2 separate regions of the Homo sapiens genome follow, and region 1 is linked to region 2. Evidence: read pairs that join two places in POLR2A ChIA-PET (ENCODE). Cell type or tissue: B cell. All regions are shown on one strand. Each heading gives the region's core, and the rest is flanking DNA. Links, peaks and the distances in the headings are about the cores only.

Evidence for each region. Peaks named below come from ENCODE experiments on the same cell type or tissue, not always from the same donor. Only the 100,000 strongest peaks of a DNase experiment are listed, where the experiment ranks them.
Region 1: POLR2A ChIA-PET joins it to region 2 with 6 read pairs; 1 of 35 experiments calls an interaction of 5 or more read pairs at or near these places.

The regions. Positions count from the first base shown.
Region 1 is chr9:129,627,617-129,630,520 of GRCh38, reverse strand. All of the region lies in intron 1 of NTMT1 (N-terminal Xaa-Pro-Lys N-methyltransferase 1), which reads right to left. Among named protein-coding and RNA genes, the nearest start is that of NTMT1, 2.9 kb to the right of the region's middle. In B cell, for the core only: no CTCF peak of the experiment used is centred there; no DNase peak of the experiment used is centred there; H3K4me3 peaks cover 83 bases; H3K27ac peaks cover 2,013 bases.
Region 2 is chr9:129,953,536-129,956,451 of GRCh38, reverse strand. All of the region lies in intron 6 of FNBP1 (formin binding protein 1), which reads left to right. Among named protein-coding and RNA genes, the nearest start is that of MIR6855, 85 kb to the right of the region's middle. In B cell, for the core only: no CTCF peak of the experiment used is centred there; a DNase peak (open chromatin) is centred at 1,361; H3K27ac peaks cover 1,109 bases.

The sequences.
Region 1 (2,904 bases), core at 405-2,904, 330 kb after region 2:
AGGAGCACGAGGCCTTTGGGAAGCAACTATGAGGAAAGAGAAGGGAAACTAAACACAAGACAAGCTGGAGAATTTTTTCTTCTTTTTTTTTAGAAAGGGTCTCACTGTCGCCAGACTTGAGTACAGCTCAGGTGATCCTCCCATCTCAGCCTCCAGGGTAGCTGGGACTGCAGGCACATACCGCCACACCTGGCTAACTTTTGTATTTTCTGTAGATATGGAGTTTTGCCACGTTGCCCAGGCTGGTCTCAAACACCTGGCTGCAAGCAATCCACCTGCCTCAGCCTCCCAAGGTGTTGGGATTACAGGCAGAAACCACTGCACCCAGCCAAGATTTTTCATTGGTCAAATTTGTTACTGGCCCCAGAACTATATTCTGCACTACTATATTCTGAACCTGTCCTGAAAGAGAAGGAACTTTCCAGAAGCAGTAGGCCCACCCCGCCCAGCCAGCTCAAGAATACTTCTAACAGATGCAACGGGGTTCTTCTTAGATCCGTGATTGGGTCTTCTCACCCTTAGCAGAATCCTTTGGCTGTGCCTAGAGAGAAGCCTGCTTAAACTTCTCTTCAGATTCTTGTTTTTTTGAGATGGGGTCTTACTATGTGGCCCAGGCTGGCCCCAAACTCCTGGGCTCAAGCCATCCTCCCTGCTCAGCCTCCCAAGTAGCTGAGATTACAGGCGCACGCCACTGCACCTGGCTTCCCTCTTCAGATTCTTGAATCCGCTCGCAGACTGACCCCTCACTTTACTGTTCACGCACAAGGGTTTCAGCCACAATGAAGAAAGGCAGCAGTCACTTCACCAATCAGGGAGCCCTTTGGGGTAACAGGCTGGGGAGGACCTTAGTTCTAAATATTGCACATAACACCCTCCCCGCAAGCTGACCACAAAGCTCCCACACTGGTGTCCCAGCACTGGGAACAACACTGCCGGAAGGAGAAAGAAGCCCACGGCTCAGAAACCCCATCTCTGTCAAAAATACACACATTCTAGTAGCTACTAGGGAGACTGAGGTGGGAGGATCACTTGAGCCTGGGAGGTCAAGGCTGCAGTGAGCCATGATCCTGCCTCTGCATTCCAGCCTGGGCAACAGAGTGAGACATTGTGTCAAAAAAAGAAGAAGAAGAATGAATTCTTCTTCCCACCAGACCTGCCAATCCTCAAGACTGCTAGATGTGCCCGGGTAGCTGACAGGAAAAAGGGCCACCAATCTGAATGTCACCATGTAGCTGGGTTTGGTGGCTGCTATGGTCTGATGGCGTAAGGACCAGGTTAGGTGGGCTGCCTGCCCCTCTGCCAGCAGGTACCGGAGCAACCATGTCACAGCCCTCCATCAGTCACTCAAGAGAGGACGGCATTCAAAACTACTCTATAACCTATAACCTATAACCTGAGCCCTTTGGGAGGCTGAGGTGGGAAGACTGCTTGAGCCCAGGAGTTTGAGTCCAGCCTGGACAACAGAGCGAGACCCTGTCTCAAAAAACAAAAAACACTTGGTGGCTGGGAAAATTAAAGACAAAGGTTAAAAAACGAACTACTACTCTTCCACACCATGCTGGCACAACTCCCATTCAGACTGGACCATGGCGAGAGCAAGCCTGTCTCCCTCTCACCGCCCAACTTGGCAAACTGAAGGTTTTGTATTCAGTTCTCTCTCTCGCCTGGCCGGGGAGCTCCTGAGAGCAGTGGCAACATTTGAGATTTATCACCATGCTTCTCTTGCATCCCATGAAACACAAATATTCAACAGAAAGTTCACCTCTGATCAAATGAACAGAATAAATCTGGGGGCAAACACATACCAGGCTGGACTCCATCCGTCTCCTCTCCCAGCATGCAGCTTCCTGGGGGTAGAGACATTACCTTGTACACCATTAGCCCAGTGCCTGATACCAGGTGGGCATTGACTAACTGGTTGCCAAATAATGCAAGAATGGGCTTTGTGCAGCTATAGCCATTTTCCACTCTAAGAAAATCCTACAGACAAAAGTCCAACCATTCAGAACTGGTAAATACTGAAGGCCTGAAGGCTGCTACCGACAATATAATTCTGTGCTTTACCAAAAGCCTTGTAACATGATTCCTTTAAATGTCAGGGTCCCCTGAATAATCTAATTTACAAGAATTCCACTTACACGCAAATTCTGGGAACAAGCCAGGGGAGGCACATCCTGGCCGGGAAATAGCAAGCCTGACTTTGACATCTGCCCTAACAGCTGATTCATTAATAAACGGGATTCCTGGGGTCCTGGCTACATTTTGCCTCGTGGTGTCCAGATTGGAGTGGGGCAGGAGGAGGTCCCTAAGAGTCTGAGGGAACAGCAAGGTCAGTCAGCCAACAGCAGGTGGTCCTGCTACACTCTGCTCCAGAGCACAGATGCCGTATGTGGCTGAAGGGCCTGGGAGGGGGCCAGGAGCACACGGGCTTTGTGTGCACTCTAGGCTAGCTCAGAGAGGAAGACAAACCCCTCATGCCTGGTAAATGGCTGCTCAGCCAGTAAATGTGATCCTACATCCTTCACAGTCACCTGGCTGCTGCCTCCTCCTCCCCGCCAAGGTGTTCAGACCCAAGGTACTGCATCTCTTCTCCCACGACCCATGGAAGAAAACAGTGCTGAAACTGTCACCGGCAGACTTTTGCAGTCATCTCATCCTCCTCACGTAAGTCTCTACGGAAAAGCCTGCCTAAAAGTTACCTCCACCCTCTAGCAGCCTAGTGGACAGAGTCCATCCTCCCTGGATCTTTGTGGACAGCAGCAGGCCACATGCAAACGGCAGAGTGCTCTAAGAAAAAGAAGGAAGTGAGAAAGGGAGGGAAGAAGACAAAACAGGGGATACATTTAAAAACTAACAAAGGCTCTGATGGAGCCAGATGAACCAGATCTGAATCTTGGCTCTGCA
Region 2 (2,916 bases), core at 179-2,678:
ATCAATACAATGTAAACAAAATTAGGCTTTTACATAACAAGGACTCATTCATGATGCCCATGGTTGTTTGGGCATTCATAGCTTCATGCTGTATGTGGGTGAAAGCACTGAGTTTTTATAGATTTGTTGAGCTTTTGACAGATCAGTTAGAGTTGAGTTTAGTTGGGAAATGGTGTGAACTATTATTTGCCAAATTCTGCCAAATTCCTTGCTTAAAGACTAGGTATACGTTAATATTAGTATGCCTTTCTCTAAAATTATTAAATATATTAAAATACATATTCTTGCCAGGTGCTGTGGCACATACCCCTAGACTCAGCTACTTAGGAGACTGAAGCAAGAGGATTGCTTGAGCCCAGGAGTCCAGACTGGGCAACATAACGAGACCCCATCTCAGGAGCAGGGGAGTGTTCTCAATATCTGTATTTGATCTCAAAATGGAGATACTTACTTTACCAAAAGACATTAATTTGCTGCTAAAGTTAAATATTTAAAATGTTATTCAATTAAAATAAGTTAGATTAGCCCAAAGTTTCAAAAGATATTTTATGTTGAATGAGGCAAATCAGTGTATGTATCATTCATATATGTGTGTGTGTGTGTGTGTGTGTGTGTGCGCGCTAAAAGAAGTATATATGTATATATTTTAGAGATACCGAGATATGGTCTCTTTTTATTTTATTTTTTATGTTTATTTATTTATTTTTATTTTTTATTTTATTTTATTTTTTGAGACAGAGTCTCGCTGTATCGCCTAGGCTGGAGTGCAGTGGTGTGATCTTGGCTAACAACAACCTCTGTCTTCAGGGCTCAAGTGATCCTCCTGCCTCAGCCTCCTGAGTAGCTGGGACTACAGGAGCCCACCACACCCTGCTAATGACCCTGTCTCTAAATAAATAATTTTTTTTTTTTTTTTGGTGTGGTGTATGGGCTCATGCCTATAATCCCAGCACTTTGGGAGGCCAAGGTGAGCAGATTGTTTGAGTCCAGGAGTTCAGATCCAGCCTGGGCAACATGGTGAGACCCTTTCTCCATAAAAAATACAGAAAAATTAGTGGAGCATGGTAGCCCATGTCTGTGGTCCCAGCTACTCCGGAGGCCAAGGTGGGAGGATTGCTCGGTCCTGGGAGGCAGAGTTTGCAGTGAGCCACAATCCTGCTGCTGCACTCCAGCCTGGATGACAGAGCCAGACCCCGTCTCAAAAAAAAAAGCACTCAGCCTCTAAACTGTCATTTCATTTCTGTTTTTTTCTGTAGAGATGGTCATATCAGCAGCAAGTAATGATAGTTGCATTTCTTTTCCAATCTTCATGCCTTTTGTTAATTTTTTCTTATCTTAACTCTGCTGGTTATGCCCTCTGTTTTGCTGAGTCATCATTGTGGACTTCCTCAGCTTGTTCCTGATTGCAAAGAGAGTGCTTCAAAAGGTTCCCCATTAAGAATGATTTTTTTTTTTTTGGGACGAAGTTTCACTCTTGTTGCCCAGGCTGGAGTGCACTAGCGCAATCTCGGTTCATTGCAATCTCCACCTCCTGGGTTCAAGTGATTCTCCTGCTTCAGCCTCCCAAATTGCTGGGATTACAGGCGTCACCACGCCCAGCTAATTTTTTGTATTTTTGGTAGAGATGGGGTTTCACCACGTTGGCCAGGCTGGTCTCAAACTCCTGACCTCAGGTGATCCACCAGCCTCGGCCTCCCAAAGTGCTGGGATTACAGGCATGAGCCACTGCGCCAGCCAAGAATGATTTTAATATACCCTTTATTGGTTAAACAATTTTCCTTTTCCTGTGTTGCCAAGAGCTTTTTTTTAAGCTTGACTTATTATTGAATATCATTAAATATTTGTTCTGCTTCCTTTAATTCATTAACGTGGTCAATTACATTAATCAGTTTTTTTTACATTGAGCCAAATTAGTGTTCCTGGGACAAATTCAACTAGATTATGATGTATTATGTTTTTATGTGTAGCTGAATTTATTAATATTTTATTTAAGATTTTTCATTGAAATGGTCTGTATTCATTGAAATTGATCTATAATTTTCCTTTCTTGTCTGTTCTACTTTGCATTACTTATGAGTTTTGGAGTGTTTGCTCTTTTTTCTGAAATAATATATGTAAAATTAAACTCACTATCCCTTAAATGTTTTATGATACTTCTTTGCGTAAATCAGTTACAAACTACGGATTCCATATTTTATTGTCTACTTCTGGGTTGATCCTAGTGGGTTACCTTTTTATAGTAATATATCCATTTCATCATAAATTTTCAAATTTATTGGCAAAAAGTTGCCCATAATATGTTCTCACCTTAATTTTTGCTGCATATATCTCCCCTATTTACTCCTAATACCTTTTTTAATACTTTTTTCTTTTTTTCTGGATACGTTTTTTAAGAAATTATTTATGCTTATTTTATTATATTATTATTTTTTGTATATAGAGATGGGATCTCACTATGTTGCCCAGGTTGGCCTCAGCCTCAGCCTCCTAAAGTATTAGGATTATGGGCATGAACCACTGTGCCCAGCCTTAAAATCATTGTTACTAGTATCAGATTTTATCTTTGTGGAGCCTCCCTTTTCTATTTTTATTTTCTATTTATTTAACTTCTTCCCCCACCACCCCCATTCCCCTCCTTCTCCTTCTATCATTACCTTTGGATTTATTCCATTACCCTTTTAAAAAGTTCTTTCTTTAGATGCTTACCTCAGTCTTTCTTCTTCTCCATTATAAACATTAAGATTACAGACTTCCCACTTAAGTACTGTTTTCTCTGTATCCCACATATTTTGGTATGTGGTATTATTAATGTTGTCCATTTCCAGATATTTGTCCTTTCTTTTACTGTTTAATCTCTCACCTATGATCAATTTAGAAGCATGGTTTTAAATTTCCAAATGTATGACATATTTCAAC